3 separate regions of the Mus musculus genome follow, and regions 1 and 3 are each linked to region 2. The links are chromatin loops, found by intact Hi-C in ENCODE. Cell type or tissue: heart. All regions are shown on one strand. Region 1 holds the start of Ghitm (growth hormone inducible transmembrane protein). Region 2 holds the start of Ccser2 (coiled-coil serine rich 2). Region 3 overlaps Ccser2 (coiled-coil serine rich 2).

What was found. A loop is a pair of places that touch in the nucleus more often than their neighbours do. Peaks named below come from ENCODE experiments on the same cell type or tissue, not always from the same donor. Only the 100,000 strongest peaks of a DNase experiment are listed, where the experiment ranks them.
Region 1: it touches region 2 in a loop (3-fold over the local background); 18 of 42 quality-filtered maps call a loop at or near these places.
Region 3: a loop joins it to region 2, with 3.0 times the contacts of the local background. A loop is called at or near these places in 2 of 42 quality-filtered maps.

What each region holds. Positions count from the first base shown.
Region 1 is chr14:37,133,308-37,137,307 of GRCm38, reverse strand. It overlaps Ghitm (growth hormone inducible transmembrane protein), which reads left to right and starts at 1,986. Exons shown (of 9, transcript NM_078478.5): 1 at 1,986-2,113; 2 at 3,505-3,675. The coding sequence starts at 3,544. In heart, no CTCF peak of the experiment used is centred here; a DNase peak (open chromatin) is centred at 1,947; H3K4me3 peaks cover 2,394 bases; H3K27ac peaks cover 1,579 bases.
Region 2 is chr14:36,966,169-36,970,168 of GRCm38, reverse strand. Ccser2 (coiled-coil serine rich 2) reads left to right here and starts at 1,405. Exons shown (of 11, transcript NM_027045.1): 1 at 1,405-1,627. In heart, a CTCF peak has its summit at 1,529; a DNase peak (open chromatin) is centred at 1,368; H3K4me3 peaks cover 1,771 bases; H3K27ac peaks cover 1,314 bases.
Region 3 is chr14:36,917,699-36,921,698 of GRCm38, reverse strand. It overlaps Ccser2 (coiled-coil serine rich 2), which reads left to right. Exons shown (of 11, transcript NM_027045.1): 5 at 3,103-3,265. Among named protein-coding and RNA genes, the nearest start is that of Ccser2, 49 kb to the left of the region's middle. In heart, no CTCF peak of the experiment used is centred here; a DNase peak (open chromatin) is centred at 2,318; H3K4me3 peaks cover 1,181 bases; H3K27ac peaks cover 1,785 bases.

The DNA.
Region 1 (4,000 bases), 170 kb before region 2:
AAGGCAACTTTTATAAGGACAACATTTAATTGGGGCTGGCTTACAGGTTCAGAGGTTCAGTCCATTAGCATCAAAGTGAGAGCATGGCACCATACAGGCCGGCATGGTGCAGGAGGAGCTGAGAGTTCTACATCTTCATCTAAAGGCAGCAGCAGAATACTGACTTCCAGGCAGCTAGGACTAGGGTATCAAAGCCCATGCCCACGGTGACACATCTATTCGAACAAGGCTACACCTCCTAATAGTACCACTCCCTGGAACAAACACATATAAACCATCACACATACTTTTTTATTTATTAACAAAAATAGTTTGCTATACCGATCTACTTTCACTTTGCTTGTGTATTCCTTTGTGCAACACTGGAAGTATTCTTGGTTTGATTCTATCAAAAGTTGTAGGAGGGTGCTCTTTCATGGATACCAAGAAATAACCTCTTGGGCTGAAAAGATGGCTCAAGCACTAAAGGTCAGGCTCCTAACCAAAAATAAAAGAGACATGTCTCTTATTGTAATAAATTATTTTCCACTGAGGCATTTCAGTAGCCTTCACACACACACACACACACAATAAAATAAAATAAAATAAAATAAAATAAATAAAAACCTTCACAAGAAGAGTGGTTTGTATGTATTCTGTTACTCAAGTGGAGCCTGAAGCTTGACAACAAACAAACAAAAATGTCATTGAAAAGTCAAAAGGTAAAAAAGAAAAAGAAAGAAAGAAAGAAGAGAAAAGAAAAAAGAAAAAAAAGAGAAAAGGAAAGGAAAGGAAAGGAAAGGAAAGGAAAGGAAAGAAAAACTCGGAAATAAACCCCTCTAGATCTCACCATCAGTAGTACACTCAAGAAGCAGGTTGGCTCTAATTTAAAAAAAAAAAAAATGCCACATTTGGTAGGAATGTTTTTATGGCAATTAGAAAAAATGTGTTATTCAATTTTGACACTATGCCCCACCCCCAGCCCCTGCCGCAGACTAGGTCTGTCTTACTCTGGCCATTCTGAAACTCACTACTATATAGACCATTGGCGTTATTTTCTGGCTAAACGCCCAAAACAAGAAACTCAACCAATGATTGTTTAACTATCCATCTAACTTCTAAAAGTTCCTAAAATTAAGGCTTAGTTTTCAGTACATACAAAAAAAAAATTGATCATAAGTTATAAAAACATAAACTTTATTAAAATGCTCAAGTTAATTTTGTGTATTGATATGTTCATACATGAGTTCATGTAGCATAATAGCTAAAGCAAAGTAGTGAAAATGCCTAGGTGGGTTCTGTCATTCCATAAATACAAAAGATTTGGTCCTGGCCTTATAATTAATTCAAAGTAAATTAATATATGCAGAACTCACTAAACCAGTATCAAATCCCTTAACATTTGCATAATGAATGAAAAGGAGAGCGCGTCAAGTACCTCTCACATAGCTCAAGACACCCTGCCTAGCCACAGCCCCAGCAGTGATAAAAATTAAGCAGTTAACGAAAGTCTGACTAAATTATACCTCTAAGGGTTAGTTAATTTCGTGCCAGCCAACGCGACTAGACGATTAACCCAAACTAATTACTCTCGGCGTAAAACGTGTTTTAAGAATGACTCTTAAATAGAACAAAATCCAATTTAAATGTGAAAATTCATTGTTAAACCTAAATCCAATAACAAAAGTAATTCTAAGCTGGCCTAGAGCTCACAGCGATCTACCTGCCTCCCCAAAAAGTGGGACTTAAGGAGTGCGCTGCCAACCAGTCCAACTCCCTTTTTCGCCCCCACACCTATTGGCAGCGAGTGCGCACAACGCACAACGCAGATGCCCAAAGCGTTTGCCAGTGTCGGCTTCCTTACTCGGACCCAGAAAGGACGCTGACTGTGACGTTTTCGAAACACAAACTTCCATTGGTCCGGTCTCCAAACCAAGCCCCGCCTTCGCCACTGCGCCCGCCCTTCCGTTAGAAGCCTGCTCTCGATTGGCTGCTTGTACTATTTACCTTTTGTCCGGATATTGCGTGACGCTGTGAGTCGCGCGGTTGCGGAGGAGCGGGCAGAGGGAGGTCGCACACTCTGAGTTTCGGTGACCCGGAAGGGAGCCCCGTGGTAGAGGTGACCGGAGCTGAGGTACTGCCTCGCGAGGCCTGAGAATTCCAGTCCTTGTGACGGGCGTCGGCACAGCGGGATCTGGGCTGGCTGCTACGGGCGGGGCGGGAAGGCCGGGCTCGTCCTCGCTCTTCATCTCCCTGGGCAGAGGGATGCTGAGTCAGCCGCTCGGGGACCCGCGCGGGGGCCCTAGCTGTCGGCGATCGGGTGCCGTGGGGGTGGTGCGTGGACGCGGAGGCAGCGGGCTAGCGGTGAGAGGGGAGGACCGGGCGCATCCGAACACTCAAGCTCAAGGAAGCGTTAGGAAGGGTCGCCACTAGTTCGTAGAGACCCAGCCCAGGAGCCGGTTTCAGACGTCCAGAATCTGCACTTAAATATATGGCAGATAACCCTCTTGGCTGTTCCACGACATAAGGCCACGCAGACTAGGTAGGCTCTGTTCGGGTCAGTAAGCTGAAGCCATAGGTTGAGATGATGTAATGGCATGAAAGTACCAAAAGGGCTCCGGGTTTTTTCCGCAAGGTCAGATGCCTAGAGCTGTGTGCACTTCGTAGTTCCGGAAATTCTTAACTTTGGAGGTGCTAGTTAAAACTTCTTTACATTCCTATAGTTTTAGGGTAATTCATGGGCGATTTCAAAGTCCCATTTTGGCCAAGTTTTCTTGTATTTAAATATTTTACAAATGGGGAGAAAGCGGAAATACAAATCACTTGCCTAAAATTCATCACAACTCATTGACCAGAAATGTGCCTTTAGCATCGCAGAAAGGCGTGTACTTAACTATTTATCGATATAGTCTAACTGGAACTGAGACAATTCAATTTTAGAATGTTGGGGGCAGGGGTTACCCTATTAAGAATACCAGAAGGTGTTTTAACAGGGAAACCTAGCAGGGCAATTTTGTTTATTTTGATTGAATGTTATGTAGTGGAATAATTTAATTTGAATGTATCTGTCGTATCTTAAAGGGAAGTAACATCTGACCTACTTGGTAGACATTTGCATGCCTGGCTTTTGTTCATGGTTTTTAGTCTCGAGTGGTTTAGTTATCTTTTCTCTGGATGATGTTTTTCTTGTGCTGAAATGTCACACAGATTCTTTTACTTTTACTCATTGAATGATGGAGTAAATATCAGGCCAAGCTATGTTTGTAAAATCTGTGATTGTGTCAACATAATAACATTGATTCTGTATTACATATATCTGGTCAAACTTGGATTTATATCATTGGCTGCCCATTCTAAACTAGATTTGTTGAGTCAGAAGGAACAAGGGAAGGATACAGCATTAAAAATTAATGAGGCCACTGTTCTGATTTTTTTCTTCTATTTAAATTAAGTTTCTTCTGATTTTGGCTACTATGTTTCCTTCTTAATTAACTAAATTTTTCCCCCCTCTACCTTTCTAACTAGCATTTCAGATCTGCTTAGTAAACCGGTGTATCGCCCACCATGTTGGCTGCAAGGCTTGTGTGTCTCCGGACACTACCTTCCAGGGTTTTCCAGCCCACTTTCATCACCAAGGCCTCTCCACTTGTGAAGAATTCCATCACAAAGAACCAATGGCTCGTAACACCCAGCAGGGTAAAGCATGCTTTTCCAGTATGGATTTCCGCCCCATTCAGATTTTCTGTTTTAGAATTTGGTGGTAATGGTGGTTGATTAGTGGGCTGTTCTGTGAGTTTCACTGCTTGGGAGTAGCTTACTCTTTAGTTAGTTACTGTAACAGTGATTTTTCTAAAGTGACAGTAAAGTTTCCAGTGAGCTTTGTCCTTGCCACTTCACATCATTCCAGTCCCTCCTTATCACAAATGCTTTAAGAGGGGTCCTGCACCTTTCCCATATCTAATATATTAGATAACTTTTATGTCCATACTACATTAGTTTAAAAAGATCCTATGTTTTATTG
Region 2 (4,000 bases):
CAGATTCTTTATAGAGCCTATTGGAACAGTTGCATCTTGCCTAGCTCCCAAGGACAAGCTGTGGAGAGCCACTTCTTTTCCATCTCTCAATTTAGATTGTAGCGTAAAGTCCAAAGCATATTTAGCAACCTCATCGCATGAGTGTTGTGTTTGAATCTGAGGTCTGGAACTGGTGTTTGCTCTCTTAATGATTTACTTAATCTAAAAAGAAACATACTGCATGAAGCCCTAGTCTTTTCCAGCACTTTAAAGATACACATTATCATCCACAAAATTAAGTCTCCCTATCATTATTCTATTGACCAATTAAAGAGACAAGTAATAATGAAACAGGTAAAAAGGAAATTTACTCATTATGGCCACATAGGGAATTGGAGGAAGCAAAAGGGTACAGTTATCACCAAGTCCACCGTCAGGAGTACTGACCAGAGGTTTAAGTCTATATAGAGAGCTAGAGATAGTTGTAAATTGAGCACTCCTGCCTGGTTAAGGTGTGATAGGACTGACCTAGCACTGTTTCGGCTCACTCCGGTCTATCTTGCAAAGTGGTCTGAGAAGTTGTCAGAGCTACGAATCCTGGGAGGCAAGCTCCTTCTCTGGATAGCGCTAGGCCTTCAGTGTTGTTTCCATTTCTCCAGGATGAAAATACCTAAAATTTAAAACATTATTTGGAGTATAATGTTTCAACAGTCTGATGGCCTGAGGGGCGCTAGTGTCTCCTCCCCTACCACAGTGGTTATGTTAGTGGTCTGGAGGACAGGTGGAGACTTTCCAAGTTCTCTTTCAATATTATTAATTTCAGTTGAGCTGTTAGGGCTAGTGAGGAGACTAGGCAGTCTAGGGTCAGATAAATATCACCGTCAATGCTTTTAATAGACAGCCAGATACTGAAGGCTTTCATGATGGTGACTCTCAACGACTTGTCTGACCATCTAGGAAGGAGGGAGAGATGGCATTTGGAATGGGATTGGGATCCACAGCCTCATAAAATAGCTCCAATTCTCAGCTCTCAGTGTTTTATCGCAATCTCCGCTCAGATTCAGTATGCACGGCTGAGGCATAGCCAGCCACAGTCAGGCCAAAACAAGACGTAAAGTGGGGAAGTCATGCTTGCTCCAGTGTTCAGATCACTCCTGTCAGACTGGAGCCGGAGCTGACAGGTTTGGTTGTGGTCAAGCTGCACATTTGAATCCAGCCAAGAGACCGGAGTGAAAGGTTCAAGCCAGGAAAAGACCTGAGTCAGGGGGTAAAAAGGCAAGGTCAGTGGATCAGGGCGGAGCCTGCGAACGGCTGGCGCGAGGTTGGGGCGGGCCCGGAGGCGGGGTCTAGTCCAGTGAGACTCGCGCCTGCGCAAGGACAGACCGGGAGGCGGGGCCGCGCACGCGTAGTGCGAGGGCCCTGGAGGGCGGAGTCCAGGAGGGTGCCGGCCTAGGGAGGGGGCGCGGCGTCGGTGAAGTCCGGCGCTCCCGCAGGCCGAGGAGGCGATGCTGGCTGCTGCGGGGCAGGCGGCTGGACAGACCGGGATGTGACGGAACTGCCTCTCGCCTCTCTCCCATCCTCGGGCGGGCAGGTCGCTGGGCGACCGGCAGCCGGGCCGCGGCCGAGGAGGCAACGCGACCTCCGCACGGTGAGAGTCGGGGGTCAGGGCCGGGGTCTCGGGGCGCCCGAGGCTGCCTGGCTCCGGGGCGCAGCGCGGGCGGACGGAGGGCCGGGTGTCCTTGGCCAGCAGCGCTCTGGGACGACCCTCGGAGCCCCCGCCCCCTCTCCCGAGCCGCCTGCTGTGCAGCGGGCAGGCCGGATGCCCCTGCTCGGTGGTGCTGTGACGGGAAGGGGCCGCGGGATGCCCGGGCTGCAGCCTTCCTGCACCGGGAAATCAGGGCGAGGCAGAGATGCCCTGGGATTTCAAAGCCTGGATGCTCGCGTTGGTGAGGGAAAGTACCTGAGAGCCCGGAATGAGTGGGATTTTTTTTTTTTTTTTTTTTTTAAATCACTGAGTCAAAACAAAGACACGCCCTAAAACACGTCTTGAGAACTTTGGTGGATTACGGGGCGTCTGTAGGTTCAGGTGCTTTACGCCCCTCCTCTCCCTCTTTTGGACGTCTATTTTTATACATTTTTTTTAAAAATGTACCTACTTTCTTGACAAAGTAAAGGGAGGGGGCAATCCATTTGAGGTGGTCGTTGCTCGTAAAGCCTGATTTTGAATTTCAATAATTGCAAATTCATCTTTGCTGGCTACCTAGCCAATTAGGTTTGCTGATCATAAAATAGGCCTTAGCCATGGAAATGACTAGTGCACAGACTCTTCGCCGTTCAAGATTGGAATGCCCTGTTTCACTTAAGGAGAGAGAAAAACCAGGTGGTTCACGCCTTTATCCTGGCATTCAGGACGCAGAGGCAGGTGGATTTCTGTGAGTTCCAGGCTAACCTAGTCTACATAGCAAGCTTCAGAATAGCAAAAACTACCTGGACCTTGTCTCAAAAAACCCAAGCTGGGGGAGGACGGTTATGAATGAGAATAAGCATTTACCTTTTTTTTTTTTTTTCAGAGTAGCCGTTTGAAAAAGCATTTTTTTTGGGGGGGTCAAGAACATTAAGTATTAGTGAGACATATGTATTTAGACAGTTGATTAAAGTATCATCATTTAGATTAAAAAACTGGAATCAAATTTAATGCAAAGGATAACTATAAAGTATGCGTTAAAATGTATAGTGTATAATTGGTAAGGGATGTAAACGTTGATGAAGGGTTTGCATTGGATGAAGTCAGTCTTCTTTCCAGACTTTATTAATGTTTGTCTCTCTTAATTTGTTAGAGTGCATTGCTCTTCTCTTATATGGTGGTTTTCTTCCTTGTTCTCAGCAACACTGACCTCAGTCTCTAGGTTAAAAATACTTAACAACCCTTAACCTGTAATTTGTTCTGTTTCTTTAATACGTCATAACAAGAAAGCCAGAAGCCGCCCTTCGCGCAGGAACTTTTTTATTCTACCTTCCCTCAGGTAGAATCTTTTTGCTTGTTGCCATATTGCTTTTACTATTGTGGGTGAAGAAGAGAATTTTAATTTCATGGTTAGAATTCCTTCAGTCTTTTCCAGTTTCTGGTGCTTGTCTGCGTTCTCGTTTCGTCTACAGTTACACATGTCCTCTCCATGGGACTGTTTGCAGTTCACAGACGATGGCATCTTCCTTTGTTTCCTGGGTCCAGAATTGTCTTCCTAGTAAACATCTTGCATCCCCGCTAGAGCATTGAGCTTGAGTCTTGTCTGGGCATTTCATCTCTTGTTTTCACTGCTCCAGCAGCACCAGGCCACGCTGCACTGAGCAGTTCATCAATTAGGAGTTAACGATTTGCTGATATAGGTCTTCCCCAGGCTTCTGAGTTTCTTCTTATGTTTGCTGCTACAGCACATACTGCTAAAATCTATTTACTCAGTGCATTTTGAGGAAAGGGTCCAGGCTTGAGTGCAGATTTAAGATAAGCTAAATATGTTTGGACTCTCTTAGTACCAGAAAAATTGGAAGAAAAAAATCAGTATTTTAAAAAAATGACTTTTAGAGAAATTGTATGTACTGGTGTTTTACCTGCTATTCTGTGTGTGGGTGTCAGATCTCCGGGAACCAGAGTTACAGACGGTTGTAAGATGACGTGTGGTTGCTGGGAATTGAACTGGGGTCCTTTGAAAGAGCAGCCAGTGCTATTAACTGCTGAGCCATCTCTCCACCCCCAACATTACTACTTTTATTTGTTTAAGGATGAAATAAGAGCTGATACTGTTTGGGATGACATCCTGGTTATGAGAGGAAAAAAGTCGTTCTACTTGAAGATGGAGGAATGAAGGCCATGGCCAGTAAGGGTTAGTCTAGAACTTTATTTTGAGGTGCAGGGGTTTGCCCACAGCTATGACTAGAAAGGGACAGGTCTGGGAACTTGGGCGTCCTTTGGCCATCTTTGTAGTTTACTTTTACTCCCCTCTATCCTAATTCTAAATACGTTTCT
Region 3 (4,000 bases), 48 kb after region 2:
TCTGGTATGTCAGAAACGCAGATGTGTTGCCTTTCCTCTTGTTTAGGAAATTCTAATGGCCAACCCATCGCCCACAAACACACACCTGGCATTTGGCACATCAGAGTATAATCCTCAGGTTAGTGGCTTGCCCTAGTGAATATCTTCTCTGTATACTGTTAATTATTTTAGCCACTCTGTTTAGACTTTAGACTTTGTTGAAAGGATGTTTTTCTAACCACTTTCTGACTCCCACACAAAGTTCACTTGCCGACTAGATTTTACTTCTTTTATGTTCAAATCCATAATGTCACGTTTTTGCTACACTTTGTATTGAGATACATGAGACTCATCTTATTTCTGCTTGCTTCTAGTTACTTGTGTTTATTCTAGGAATTTCTCTTTCTGTGTCAGTACTTGTGAAATAATTCAAGTATATTTTTTTCCCTGACATGATTTTTTTTTCTTTTTAAAAACTAAATTCCAATTGAAAACTTTCTTGATAGCATAAAACCTTCTGTAAAGTGCACTCACCGCAGGCTTTGGGAGTCATGATGCCATCCTATCTTTCAGCCAATTACTTATTCAACAATTATTCTCTCTGTCATCCTTACTCTCATGGGACTTGGAAGTTGTAAGAGAAAAAGCTAGGATACATTGGGTATCATGTTGTGTTCCTTTATCACACCAGGGAAAATGATCCCTAGCCTGACATAGCCACTCTCACACCACAACCCCATGTTAGCTGTTAGATCCTTTTCTCTCTCCAGTGGGTTAACACCATGATCATCTGTCTCTTAGAGCACTAGAACTACAGTATGCTGCCATTTGTTATTTGGAACTAGTGACCACCTTCAGAAGGAAGGAAACTGCTCTCCAAAAAAGTCTTCAGGTCATGGTTAGGGTTACGTTTGGCCGAAGGTGTTTTTAGATCAGCATCTTAACTTAGCTCTAGTATTTTTGAGTTGCGGTAGCTTTAGGCTTGTCCTCCTCTGAGATTTATCACAGGTGCCATCTTCGTACAGCATTACACATTCAGGGGGACTTCCTTCCCTGTGGTCACACTGTTCTGTTCGTTGTAGGCCCTAGAACTTGGTTTATCTGCGGGAATCTATTGTTTTTATTTCCTTTTCTATTCTGTATCTTTTGTTCTGTAAAGAACTGTCTTAGTATTTCCCGGATAACTACCACTAATGTTTTAATATTACCATCTTAGCTCGATTCTGATGTTTGTAGAGATGTGCTGGATGGGTAGATGCCGGAGAGAGTGTAGGAGTAGCACTCCCAGGAGAACTCTCAGGACTTCTGAAAGTTATGTCTCAAGTTTGATCTTTGATCTTTTGCAGTTGTGGCAGATGTGTGTCCAGCTAACCCTCTATGAGGATTGAGTTCAGGTTTCAGCAATGATCCCTAGTTTGGAGTCTGGTCACTAAGGCAGCACACATAGTAATTTGTGTGATGCCGTTGATCTCACGTGTGGCCGTCTGGCCTGTTTGCGTGCCTCTTGCTACTCTTTGCAATATACTGATTTTTATTCTAGCAATATACCCCGTCAATCTAATAGCAACATTGATTTCTTTGGTACTTGCTATTTCTCTTTCCAAATTAAAGGTCAAAGTAGCTGAACTGGAGGGTGTTTTACTGCCCGGTGCAAATGCTCTGGGACTCTGCACCCATGAGTGTGAGCATCCATGAGTTTGCTGGGCTTGTTACTGAAGAGGCTACACAGAAATATGCTTTAAGCTTTTAAGATATACTAAAAAGTTTTCCTTTGCCACCGCACTTCTCCTGCCATCATTGAACGAAGCAGTCATTAGACCTTTATTATCCTTAGGCTTTTCATAACCAAACTTAAGCTCCTCATAATTTTAACAATAAAGAACAGGACATTATTGGAAGTAATTTCATGTTATACTTTTAAAAGCTGTCTCTAACAAAAAAGAAAAGTGTGTGCAGACTCTTCCTGACTGCACACAACCCTGAGTGTGCTTGTGAGGGAGGCTAAGTTGTTTGCTATGCTCTTTCTGCATCATCTTTGTATAAATGAGCAACTTTTTCATCTTCTGTAATGAGACAATCAGCAAATTTCAAAGCCAAGTATCTGGTTAATGATTACAGACAGTTAAGTCAAGTTTTAAAAATCACGATTATACTGATATGTAAAGGTTTTTATCACAAGGAATTCTGAACCTTTTCGTTTAGTTCTTGGACTGGAGAAGCCCTTCCTGTTCCGTGGCATGGGTTTAGTGCTTAGGAGTATTTTTAGTAACAGTCCTAACTCAGTAGCTATGTAAGCACGGAGCGAAGATGGAGTCACAGGGCAGGCTGGGCTTGCTTCCCACAGGGAGGGCTGGGAGTGGAGCAGGAAGGAAGGCCTGTTTGAGCGGCGCCTTGTGTGCAACTATGTCTGAGTAGGCAGCCGGCAGCACAATGTCTCCCTTGTACCGAGTAGCTTTCTCAGAAAGCGCTCCGAGATGTGAGGGCACTGCATTTGGGTGAGTGAAGAGGCTCGGCCGCCTCAGGGATTCTTGTGGAGGTTCTGTGGTGTTCGGATTTCAGGAGTGGACTGTTTGTTGTTACGAGCGCTGGCTTTGGTTTCAGGAACAATTTAGTCTTTCTGAGCCAGCTCTGTCGCAGGCAGATTGGAGCAGTTTACACTTTAAAAGTGTGAGCTTTATTTAAAACCACGATCGTCTATGATGGAAGTTTAATTTGTGCTTCTTGAGGCTGAGAACCGTAATTGAGGCACTCCTTTCTAAGAATGGGTCCTGTGCTGTTCTTAAGATCTACGTTTTCCTATCCTCATTGTTTGTATTTGAAATAGGTAATGTTGATTTTAGGAAAGTTTTCCTGTATTTTAAAACAGCCCAACAGCTCGTTGTTCACTTACGTGGTTGATAGAGAAGTATTGTAATTTACTTCAGTTTGGATATGAAGTTCAGTTTTCACTGTTAAGAACTGGTTTCCTTTGGAAAACTATTTTTTTTTTTGATTAGTTAGCATACATGGTTGGTGCATTTAGAATTAAAAAAATACTTTTAGCAGCATTTAATTATCAGGCTTAGTAGTTAACTTTTTATAGTGTGCACATATTTATAGACTGTTGCTTTTTAATCTGCCCAGTGGAGTGTGACAATATGAACCGCTTTGACCGAACAGACAGAAATGTACGACAGTCGCAGGACGGATTTTGGAAAAGGCCACCCCAGAGGTGGAGTGGACAGGACCATTACCACCTCAGCCACCCTGGTCACTATCATCACCATGGACAAAGTGACTTGAGCAGGTGAGTCTGCTCTGACTATGGCTTCATGTCTGTCCTCCGCCTAACGTGACTAACAATTCTGTTTCCTAGCTGATGTTGCCTGGTTTTCAAAGTACCAAAACTAGTTCAGGTTATGTGTGATATGTAATTGTTACAGTTACTAATCATTTCCTAGCTGAAGTCTTTTCTTAGTAGCTTTATCACAGGTTTGCAAATGGCATTTGTGCCTATGACATAAACTTTTAAGTTGTGATTGACTTGAGGTACGACTCTTAATTTTAGAATTAATGAATGTTGAGTTTATTATTTTATAATTTTTAAAAATAATATTGTAAAAAGTAACTACTAAGTTATTGGTTTTATTTTGCTTACAAGTTAAAAATGTAAAATTCCACAGATACTGATAACGGAGGCCATCTGACACTAGAAGTACTTTGCATTTTGAAGCATAGAATGGTATGAAATTGGATCAGACCGTGTCCTATAATGCGTTCACAGCCATTCACACCTGGGGGCAGAAGTTCACCTGCTGTAGATTAGCTTTGCAAGTTAAGTCTGTTTAACCCTCTGCACACTGCAGTCTTCAGTGCACCATTGGTGAGCGGCTTAAAAATGCTTTTTTGTGAGCATTTTCCATGGATCAGGATGAAGGTGTGTGCTGTAGCTGGTTTGTGGGAAACAGTGGCAGTTTTGTTTTTATTTTTTTTCTAATTAAAAATTTTTGAACATCTCATTCCACAAACTATTTATGTTTAT